2 separate regions of the Homo sapiens genome follow, and region 1 is linked to region 2. A link is an interaction called in ENCODE POLR2A ChIA-PET data of the cell type or tissue named here. Cell type or tissue: PC-3. All regions are shown on one strand. Each heading gives the region's core, and the rest is flanking DNA. Links, peaks and the distances in the headings are about the cores only.

Region 1 (5,377 bases), core at 232-5,231, 980 kb before region 2:
AAAAAAAGTTATTGAGAAAATAATTGGGGAAAACAAATGTGTTTCATGAAAAAGAAAACTGTTTAAGGTGATTTCCTTTAAGCCTAAGTGTTTATGGAATTAGATTAGTAATGTCTCAAAATAAATTAAGTTTTAAGTTTACCTGTGTGTTGAATTGGTTAGTAATTCTAAGGAGCCACAAACTTTAGTCCCAGTTCCCTTATCCACAGAAAATGGGATTTTTATAGAAATACTGTAGCCACAGGGCCCAAGAAGGAGCCACCAAAATTGACCTAGAGTCTTAATTCATCCTCTTGCATCATAGGGGACATTGGGAATGATCAGGTGGTTCCAGAAGTGTTTCAATGCTCAGCTTCGTATCTCCCTGACTGAAATTTATGGTGGTGATGTAGCAACCAAAAAATGGTATTTGTTTATTTCAAATTTCATAAACTTTAAACTTACTTAAGTGTTATTATTCTCATTACATTTTGGAGGAATTTTTTTTTCCCCGTGAAAACTGATTGGGACAGTTTTTGAATTAATTGAGACCAACAATATCCACTGAACTGTTCAGTACCTAAATGGTTTGAGGCATAGTGAGGAGTAGGTGAATTAATAAGGCCTCAGAAATGCGATCATGCTAATTTTCTCCATACGAATTGTATGGCTTTTGAGTTTTACCCTTAGACTCGCTGTGAAGTGCCAGAGGAATATTTTTGTGCCTTATCCACATGCTACCAAGCTAAACTGTCTCTACTGATGATATCCTTTGGCTGACAACAATATCTTTTCTCAGTTGATGCCATGGAAAAGAAAAGGTCTTTAGCATTAATTTAATGTGGAGTAGGATGTTTTTCTTGAGAAGTCTGGAAATAGCCATTTATTTAAATACTTTTCATCATCCAGGATCCTTACTCTGGGCCTGGGATTTCTCGTTATCCCATTTCTCCCCGCGAGTAACCTGTTCTTCCGAGTGGGCTTCGTGGTCGCAGAGCGTGTCCTCTACCTCCCCAGCGTTGGGTACTGTGTGCTGCTGACTTTTGGATTCGGAGCCCTGAGCAAACATACCAAGAAAAAGGTATCAACTGAGAGTGGTGCCAGCTGATGAACAGAATGACCGGATGCATCTCACTGGTGACAATTACCATGTCTTTCTGTTCTTAAGAAACTCATTGCCGCTGTCGTGCTGGGAATCTTATTCATCAACACGCTGAGATGTGTGCTGCGCAGCGGCGAGTGGCGGAGTGAGGAACAGCTTTTCAGAAGTGCTCTGTCTGTGTGTCCCCTCAATGCTAAGGTACCTAGCTGCCAGATTTCTTTTAAAGGGACCTTACTAGGGTATCTGTTAAGTTCTTGGGCTGAATAAGAACATTTCCTGTCGCGCAGTATTTAGTGTAAGACCATGACCGAATACTTGGGTTTTTCTTTGTTATGTATGGTTTTTTTTAATGATTTTGATAAGATTCATTAAAATTCCACTCAGCCAAAATTGAAAAGAAGTCATTTAAAAGCAGACAGTATCAATGAAACAGATGACTCTAATGAGGTCTTAATCATCTTCCAGATGATCTACTCACCCTTTGAAGTAGCTTCAGGGGAGGTGACATTGCGTATTCAGACTGAGGGTGGGCACGGCACAGATTCTGATGTCTAGAGCACACTTTTCAAAACCCACTCTCTAGTGATAGCATTAACTAGCCTCCTCCAAGCTGGAATTTAAAGGGGTAGTAATGCCTACAAATTGGCAATAATGTAGTTCAGGAAGTTTATGCTATGTGCTGCACAATAGTACACATTTATGTCACCTTTGGGTGCCCTGCTAGTGATTTTTTGGGGGTCAGATTAGGTAAACATAAATGTACATACAGTCATGTGCCATGTAACAGTGTTTCAGTCAGCAAACCGCATATTGCATATATATGACCATGGTCCCATAAAATTATACCTTTTTTTTTTTTTTTTGAGACTGGGTCTTTCTCTTGTCACCCAGGCTGGAGTGCAGTGGTGCGATCTCGGCTCACTGCAGCCTCCACCTCCCGGGTTCAAGGGATTCTCCGGCCTCAGCCTCCTGAGTAGCTAGATTACAGGCGCTTGCTACCACACCCAGCTAATTTTTGTATTTTTAGTAGAGACAGAGTTTCACCATGTTGGCCAAGCTGATCTTGAACTCCTGACCTCAAGTGATCCGTCTGCTTCAGCCTCCCAGATGCTGGGATTACAGGCGTGAGCCACTGCACCCGACCAATATTTTTACTGCCTCTTTTCTATGTTTAGATACACAAATCCTTACCATTGTGTTACCATTGCCTCCAGCATTCAGTACAGTCACACGCTACACAGGTTTCTGGCCTAGGAGCAGCGGGCTAGACCACACATAGCCTAGGTGTATAGTAGGCTTTACCATCTAGGGTTGTGTAAGTACACTCTTATGATGTTCAAACAATGACAAAATCAGCTAACAATGCATTTCTCAGAATGTATCCTTGTTGTCATCAAGTAATGCATGACTGTACTCTAAAATTGGCAGTGTTTTTGTTTGAAGCAATCTGGTAGGAATTTTTTCACTTGTATTCTTGATGAATCCAAGCTCTTCACTTGACTAGCTGTGCCTCTTTGGGCAAAACTACACTTTTTAAAACTTGCAGTGCCCTTTTCTATCAGAAGTGGATAATACCTATCTGCTGGATTTGTTGTTAGGGCTGAATGAACTAAAATGCCCTCACACGGTGGCCAGCAGTAGGTGCTCAGAAAGTGTTAGCTTTTTTTTTTTTTTTTTTTTTTTTTTTTTTCCCTGAGATGGAGTCTTGCTCTGTTGCCCAGGCTGGAGTGCAGTGGCCTGATCTCGGCTCACTGCAACCTCCGCCTCCCAGGTTCAAGCGATTCTCCTGCCTCAGCCTCCCGAGTAGCTAGGACAGGCATGCGCCACTATGCCCGGCTAATTTTTGTATTTTTAGTAGAGACGGGGTTTCACTATGTTAGCCAGGCTGGTCTCGAACTCCTGACCTCGTGATTCGCCCATCCTCAGCCTCCCAAAGTGCTGGGATTACAGGCATGAGCCTCCGCGCCCAGCCAAGTGTTAGCTTTTGTAGGTTCATTTCAGTTTGGGTTTTGCATTATGTTGGGAAGAGAACGCTATTTGCTCAAAATGGGGGCCAAGGGGTTAGGTTAGAAGAATTTTCTTTTAGTATAGATTATTATCATGAAATAATGATCATTCTCTCTTAGGTCCTCAGCATAAGAGCTGCCTAGATTGCTTAAATGTAATCCTCCTGGGTGGAGACGGGGAGCTCTCTGGATCTGTTTCATGTCTATGTTCCATATTTAAGGGAAAGCAGTGATTTCAGACAAAATTATATAAACAAAACTAATGAATAGTTGACATCTTATTATGAAACTTAAGTAAAGAATAATATATAAGAGATGCTGGCTACTTATCTTTTTCTTGGATTAAAACCTGTCATTCATATTTTAGTTAAGAGACTTAGATAAAATAGTGAATTACTTTCAGCTTTTATCTTTAGTTTGATTTGTTGACTTATCAATTTATTTTATGCTACCAAAAATAAATTGCCTGTGATTTAATTTCTTAAACGTTAATAGATCTGCTTTATTTTTCCTTTACTGTTTGAATCGCAGTAATTGCCCCTTCTATGTGTGGAGTTCCTCACCACAAGGAGTTCAGATTTCTTTACAGAGGCTCTATAATTCATCTCTATTATCCTCTCACTCAGCTTTTTAGAGAGACAGCGTATTATTTTCTCTGTTTTCCCAGATGGGAGAAACTGAAGCATAGCAAGATTAAACTGACATTATCTAGGTTAGTAATGTAGGTGGCTACAGAGAGACCTGGTATGGTGATGTGCCCAGGTGCCTCTAGTAAATAAGGGGGATGGAACATAGGTGATGTCTGAACCCAAAAATCTGCCCGGGAAGTGATTTCATATGTTACAGGCTAGAAAACACAGGGCGTGTGCTTGTGGGAATGCACGTAAGTATTAGGAGAAAGACAGAGAGAGAGAGAGAGAGAGAGAGAGAGAGAGAGAGAGAGTGTGTGTGTGTGTGTGTGTGTGTGTGTGTGTGTGTGTGGTTTCCTCTTAATTTAAGGAATACATATAAGACCTCATCTTCAAAATGGACCCAGTGGTAATAGTCCTTTCTCAAGAACATTTTTCAATGATTCTATTCAATATAAGCAAGATTGAGATTTTTGGGAGTTTCTTTTTAAATTGAAGTGTCATAAAATTATCTTTACTTCCTTTTTTTTGAAAAAATGTAAGTTAATTTTAGGAAAGTAATCTCACTTAGGAAGACACTGGTTTCCTTCAGTCCCATTATTTCAGGGGACACATTTTCTATACTGGTTTCATTTGATATCTATTGAATATAAAGTAAGAAATTGGCAACTGGCTCTAATTTAGGGCCAGATGTGTGAGCTAAGACTCATCTTTTTTGAGAGATTGCAATGTCAGTGTAGGTAGTGCTGGTCCCTGGTCTGCATGTCAAGGCACAGTGCCTTGCATATGGTAGACAATCAATATTAGTTATTGAATTCAGCCAAAGGGAAGTTGAATTCACTGAGACTACTGTGGATGAGATACCAAGTATACTTATAATCATTTTTAGTTTTTAAGGCTTAAAAGTATGTCACACCATCAACTCTGTGATACAATTCTATAATAAATTCTTTTAACAATGAAACAGATCATATGCCACAATGAGGTATTTTCTTAAGGAGTAAGTGACCCAGGATGCTATAGGATTTTTATGTTTTCAAAACATTTTAAGTTTAACATTAGATGTTGCCAGAATATTTATAACAAATTAGTTTAGCCCTGGTATTAAAGGTGCCTTTCATAACTGATACTCTCACTTTCTTGCATTTACATGTTACTGGGTTGTAATGTTTGTTTTATCTTCGACTTCTGTGCTAGTTCATTGCCTCAGCATGTGCATCACAAATGCTAGGGGGAAAGTTGAAGAATAAACAAGCTTTTCAATCATTTATATTTCAGGGAAACAAAAGTCAGTCATTCTCTAAACACTATTTTAAGTGACCTGGTTGTGAGATTTTTGTTCTGTTTTGTTTTGTTTTGCAATCTAGGCAGCTATTTTTTATTCAAAGAATTCCCTCCACCTAACCCATAGGATAAAGCTGGCCTCTAGGGAAACCTGTTTACCAATTCTTAATGATGGCCTGCCTTCTAAGGCTGTATCAGATTTTTAACTAGTTCCTGTTCCAGAGTCCCACGTCCTTCTCCTTTGATCTTCTGGTCTCTGGCATTCTGAGTGTCTAACAGAACACTGTCTATACTGCAGAGGGCGGTTGAACTCTTTGTCTGGGCTTTTTATTGAGAAAACAGAATTTGCCTGGAACAAAGGAAAACAGCAGGAGCTT
Region 2 (5,377 bases), core at 276-5,275:
AGCCGGGCATGATGGCAGGTGCCTGTAATCCCAGCTACTTGGGAGGTTGAGGCAGGAGAATCACTTGAACCTAGGAAGCAGAGATTGCAGTGAGCCGAGATCACGCCACTGCACTCCACCCTGGATGACACAGCAAGACTCCGTCTAAAAAAAAAAAAAAGAAAGAAATGCAACACCATAGTGCTGGGCCATCACTCCCATGGGTTCTTAGGCCTGGTGGGGAAGGGGGTTCTTCTTCTGATAGATCAGCCACTGCACAGAAAGAATGGACTTCGGAGCGCGATCTCGGCTCACTGCAACCTCTGCCTCCCGGGTTCAAGCAATTCTCCTGCCTCAGCCTCCCTAGTAGCTGGGACTACAGGCGCCCGCCACCATGCCCAGCTAATTTTTTGTATTTTTAGTAGAGACAGGGTTTCACCGTGTTAGCCAGGATGGTCTAGATCTCCTGACCTCGTGATCAGCCCGCCTCAGCCTCCCAGAGTGTTGGGATTACAGGCGTGAGCCACGGCATCCGGCCTGACATTTTAGTTTTGTTAAAATGCTACTGAATCTAAAGACTGTGACTTACCTTTCATCTGGCACATTACTGGCTTTGAGGTTGGAGGCTATGTGCTCTGCCCACCTTCATTTTCACCCAATACCCTGTACACAACAATCAAGTAATATGTAGATGATGGGATTGCTTTGGAGACCTTGATAGTGAGTGAAACTATGGTGAAATGGAAGCAGCATAATATGCTGGGAAAGAGAAGACTTGGGAGAAGAAGATTTGGGTTGGAGCAGCCCACCCTACCGCACTGGGGCTTGGGATGAGGGTACGGAGGAGGACACGAGCCCCAGCCAGCCCCTCCTCTTTGCCCCATATGTGTGGGACATGCCAGCCTGCACATCCAAGCTCCTGGCCTCACTCCCCACTGCCAGCCCAGCCTCAGCTACCCCTCAGGTCTGGGGTGCAAATGCTGCTACTCCACTCTCTAGGATGGACCCAGGGAGAGGTCCATGGATGCCCAGCTAAGGAAAACATTTCCCAGCCTCTCCTGCATCTGAGTGTATTCATGGGTCAAAGTTCTGATTGATGGGATGTGGTCAGGGTGAGCAGAAATATAGTGTCCCCATAAAGGAAGGCATGTGTCCCCCTACCCCACGTGGTGGGAGCAAACCAAGCAGCCGCCTTGGGGAAGATGTGTGCCATGTGCTGAGGTTGGCAGAACCATAGCTAAAGGAGCCTGAGACCTCACTGAGCCATCGTTATCAGCCCTGCACCACCTAACCATGTTTCAAGTGAGGGGGGAAGAAATTATCCTTGATAAAGTCATTGTATTTGAAGATCTTTTGGCCATAACACCCAAATCTGTATCCTCACTTATATCCTAGTTATGGATGAGTTGAATGAAAATGGGCATGTCCAGCCCATCATACCCAGCATATCACCCTTGAATCAATTGAAATTTGAGCAGGAGAAGGAACAAGTGAACCAAAACCACACTGTCAGCGTCCTGGGAGATCTGGACAATTATGAGACTCAAAAGTGGAGGAGAAGGTTAATAACTGGCCAGGATGAAAAAAAAAGAAAAAGCTAGAGAACAAATGAGAAGCCAAGAAAAGGAGAAAAAAGTCCCAGTAGCTTCTCATGTGGTGTGTCTGAATTTCCAAACAGATGCACGTAATTAAGTAGGTTTATTTAAACATGAAAGATCACTATTTCTTTGGATCATCATAAGGCTGGTGAACAAGCACCATGATCTTTGGATGAGTAGAGGGAGGCAGAGACCCCTGCCAGGAGTTACAGGTGAGTTGCTAGGAATGGAGGTCTGGAACCTAAGTGTGCTGGGTGCTCCCCCTTATATACAGGACTTTTTTTTTTTTGGCCGGTCCTCCTTGTCCCCAGGCTAACAGCCTCATGACACAGATTCCTTAGCAGTGGCCTGCTGCTTATTCCTGCTCTTTAAAAAATAGTACATCCATCATGATACTCCCATTCTGAAACATCCACAGGTGCTCCTAGTGCTTAGAAAACAACATCTGAAGTCTTTGCCTAGAATTCAAGGCTGTCTACAACTGGACCCAAACACCCTTCCAACCTCACTCTCCACCACTCCCCTCTACAAACCCTTGCCCTTCAGATTGGCTTGTCTTTTCCCAACAAACAGTATACATTCCTGCCTCCTGTGATTTTCCTCAGGTAGCCCCACCTCCCCCAGGGCCATGCCCTGCTACCACACACGTGCAAAGCCCACTTGTCGTCATGGGAGTGTTATTTACCGCCACCAGCTCATCTGCTTTTAGGGTGTGTCTCCCCAGCTCATGACTGCAACTCTTCCCAACTTTGTGTCAGTCATACAAGGTGGCCAGCACAGCCCTTCCACTTGGGAGAAGGGCATCCATTGTTTTGATTTGATTGATTCTTAAGAAGCAATAAGCTTCAGTAGCATCCTCACCTCCGACACCCAGGCGAGAGCCTGCCTGTTATGTGGAGGCCTCTGAGTGGCTTCTCCCTGAGTATGGAGGTGAAAGAGGCCACGACACCACTTGCCATTTGGGTAGCATTGCTGGAACATTCGGGACCCTTTCGCACCTCATCCATCCATGGCTACTCTGGATCCTGCACCCACAGGTCCTACTTTTGGCAAATCAATGCTGGCTAGCAGGGGCTATAGTGTTATCCCTTCCCAGGATATCTGCTTTTTATTTTTTTAATTGAGATAGGGTCTCACTATATTGCCCAGGCTGGTCTCAAACTCCTGAGTGCAAGTGATCCACCCGCTTCAGCCTCCCAAAGTGCTGGGATTACAGGTGTGAGCCATGTCTGGCCAATATCTGTATTTTAATGGACAACTTCCCTGCTTGCTCAGAACACTTGGCAAATCACACCAGACAGGCCAGTTGGGGCACTGGAGCACTGGAAATGGAAGGTTTAGTCCTGTGGTGAACAGTCACTGGCTGTTGACTATCCCAAAACACACTTCACCCCCTGAGGAACTTGCCTCATCCTACCCACAGCTGACAGTGTGCTGGGATTATCATCAAGGAGCCCAGCTCTCCCAGAGCCAAAGGGTGGGCCCTATTAGCCCAGTTGGACACTCCCTCCCTGGAGCCTGCATCCTGAGCAGAGTTACAGACTGAGCACCCTGGCAGCACACTGTTCTCGTGGCTGAGCAGGGACACAATGGAGAAGGATTCATGTCGGCATGCCTACAGTTGCTTTCCACCGACGGTGTGAATGTGTCCATATCCTTCCAGGAAAACCCCCTCTTGCCAAAGCCAGATGTGGTGTCTGTTGCTTACAACCAAGAATCTTTTTTTCCCCCCAAGATGGAGTCTTGCTTTGTCGCCCAGGCTGGAGTGCAATGGCATGATCTCGGCTCACTGCAACCTCTGCCTCCCGAGTTCAAGCAATTCTCCTGCCTCAGCCTCCCAAGTAGCTGGGATTACAGGCACGTGCCACCAGGCCTGGCTAATTTTTTTGTATTTTTAGTAGAGACGGGGTTTCACCATGTTGGCCAGGCTGGTCTCAAACTCCTGACCTCATGATCCACCCACCTCTCCCTCCCAAAGTGTTGGGATTACAGGCGTGAGCCACTGCACCTGGCCACAACCAAGAATCTTAACTGATGGAAAGCCACAACCCAGAATTCCATTTCACTCAAAAAATATTTATTCAATTCTTTTTTGAGACGGGGTCTCGCTGTGTCACCCAGGCTGGAGTGCAGTGGTGTGATCTTGGCTCACTACAACCTCCGTCTCCTGGGTTCAAGCGATTCTCCCACCTCAGCCTCCCAAGTAGCTGGGATTACAGGCATGCGCCACTACGCCCAGCTAATTTTTGTATTTTTAGCAGAGATGGGGTTTAGCCATGTTGGCCAGTCTAGTCTAGAACTCCTGACGTCAGGCCACTCGCCTTGGCTTCCCCAAGTGCTGGGATTACAGGCGTGAGCCACCTCACCTGGCCTATTTATTCAGTTCTTGTCATGTGCTTGGCACCAAGACAGATGCTGGGCCTGCAATCAGGTACCAGCAGTAGCGCTATGACCTAGGTGGTTGGATCTAACATGGGAGACAGCACAGGGTACAAAGAGCAGAGATCACATTGGGCAAAGCTACTGGAAGGCAGAGGAAGGGTGTCTGCTGGCCCACGGCAGTGTGGGTGACTGCTAAGTCATCAGAAGAGAAGATATTTGGTCAGCAAGATCTCAAGGAAGATGAGAGGAGGGCTCTGTAGGGAGAAGCAGCAGCATGAGCCATGGCAGAGACAGAAAGGAGCTGGAGTATCTCACCACCCTGAGAATTTTAATGTGATTGGAAGGTCAGAGACATGGGGTAGGAAGATGATTCTGGGAAGGTAATCTTGGGTTAGGGTGTAAAGAACACTGTAAGGTCTTCATTCCTCAGTGTTGAGAGTGACTGCTGCTTGTGGAGAGGAGCGCAATGACGTCTGTGTTCAGAAAGCTACTTCTGGAAGATGGACAGGAGAGAGGAGAGTCCCAGAAAAAAAGAGCCACAATGGCTGGGAGCCATGTGGAGATGCACAGAATCCAAGGGTCTAGTGGAGGCAAGAATGACTCCAAGGATTTCAGCTACAGGACGAGGAAAGGTGGTGCTAGAGTCCATGGAGGCAGCCTCCAGCACCCTCCAGCAGCCTCTGTGCTGACCTTACTCTCTAGAAGAGCACATGTACCTGAGCCAAATCAAAACTCAAGTTGCTGCCAGTGAGAATTTGGCAACAGTTTCTGTCACCCTGGGCAAGGAGAGGAAAGTAGATGGGCAACTGAGGTTTCTAACACTCTTCTTATTTCTTCCCCTCTTGAAAACTTCTTTTTTTGAGACAGGGTCTCATTCTGTCACCCAGGCTGGAGTACGGTGGGACAACCATAGTTCACCGTAGCCTTAAACTCCTGGGCTCAAGCAATCCTCCTGCCTTAGCCTTCCCAGTAGCTGGGACTACAGGTGTGCGCCACCATACCACTCTGATTTTTTTTTTGAGACGGAGTCTGGCTCTGTCGCCCAGGCTGGAGTGCAGTGGCGCAATCTCTGCTCACTGCAAGCTCCACCTCCTGGGTTCACGCCATTCTCCTGCCTCAGCCTCCCGAGTAGCTGGGACTATAGGCGCCCGCCACCACGCCCAGCTAATTTTTTGTATTTTTAGTAGAGATGGGGTTTCACCGTGTTAGCCATGATGGTCTCTATCTCCTGACCTCGTGATCCGCCCGCCTCGGCCTCCCAAAGTGCTGGGATTACAGGTGTGAGCCACTGCGCTTGGCCTACCAGTCTGATTTTTAAAAAATTTTTTGTAGGGATGAGGTCTTGCTATATTGCTCAGGCTGAAAACTTTCTTTTTTTTTCATGAAGCATCATATAACTTTTTTTTTTTTCTTTTGAG

What was found. ChIA-PET counts read pairs that join two places held together with the same protein. Peaks named below come from ENCODE experiments on the same cell type or tissue, not always from the same donor. Only the 100,000 strongest peaks of a DNase experiment are listed, where the experiment ranks them.
Region 1: POLR2A ChIA-PET joins it to region 2 with 5 read pairs; 2 of 35 experiments call an interaction of 5 or more read pairs at or near these places.

Annotation. Positions count from the first base shown.
Region 1 is chr13:100,630,707-100,636,083 of GRCh38, reverse strand. It overlaps TMTC4 (transmembrane O-mannosyltransferase targeting cadherins 4), which reads left to right. Exons shown (of 19, transcript NM_032813.5): 11 at 889-1,060; 12 at 1,148-1,279. Among named protein-coding and RNA genes, the nearest start is that of TMTC4, 41 kb to the left of the region's middle. In PC-3, for the core only: no CTCF peak of the experiment used is centred there; a DNase peak (open chromatin) is centred at 2,463; H3K27ac peaks cover 1,167 bases.
Region 2 is chr13:99,649,864-99,655,240 of GRCh38, reverse strand. The region is part of intron 1 of CLYBL (citramalyl-CoA lyase); the gene reads right to left. Among named protein-coding and RNA genes, the nearest start is that of MIR4306, 9.5 kb to the right of the region's middle. RefSeq lists an enhancer at 1-128. In PC-3, for the core only: no CTCF peak of the experiment used is centred there; no DNase peak of the experiment used is centred there.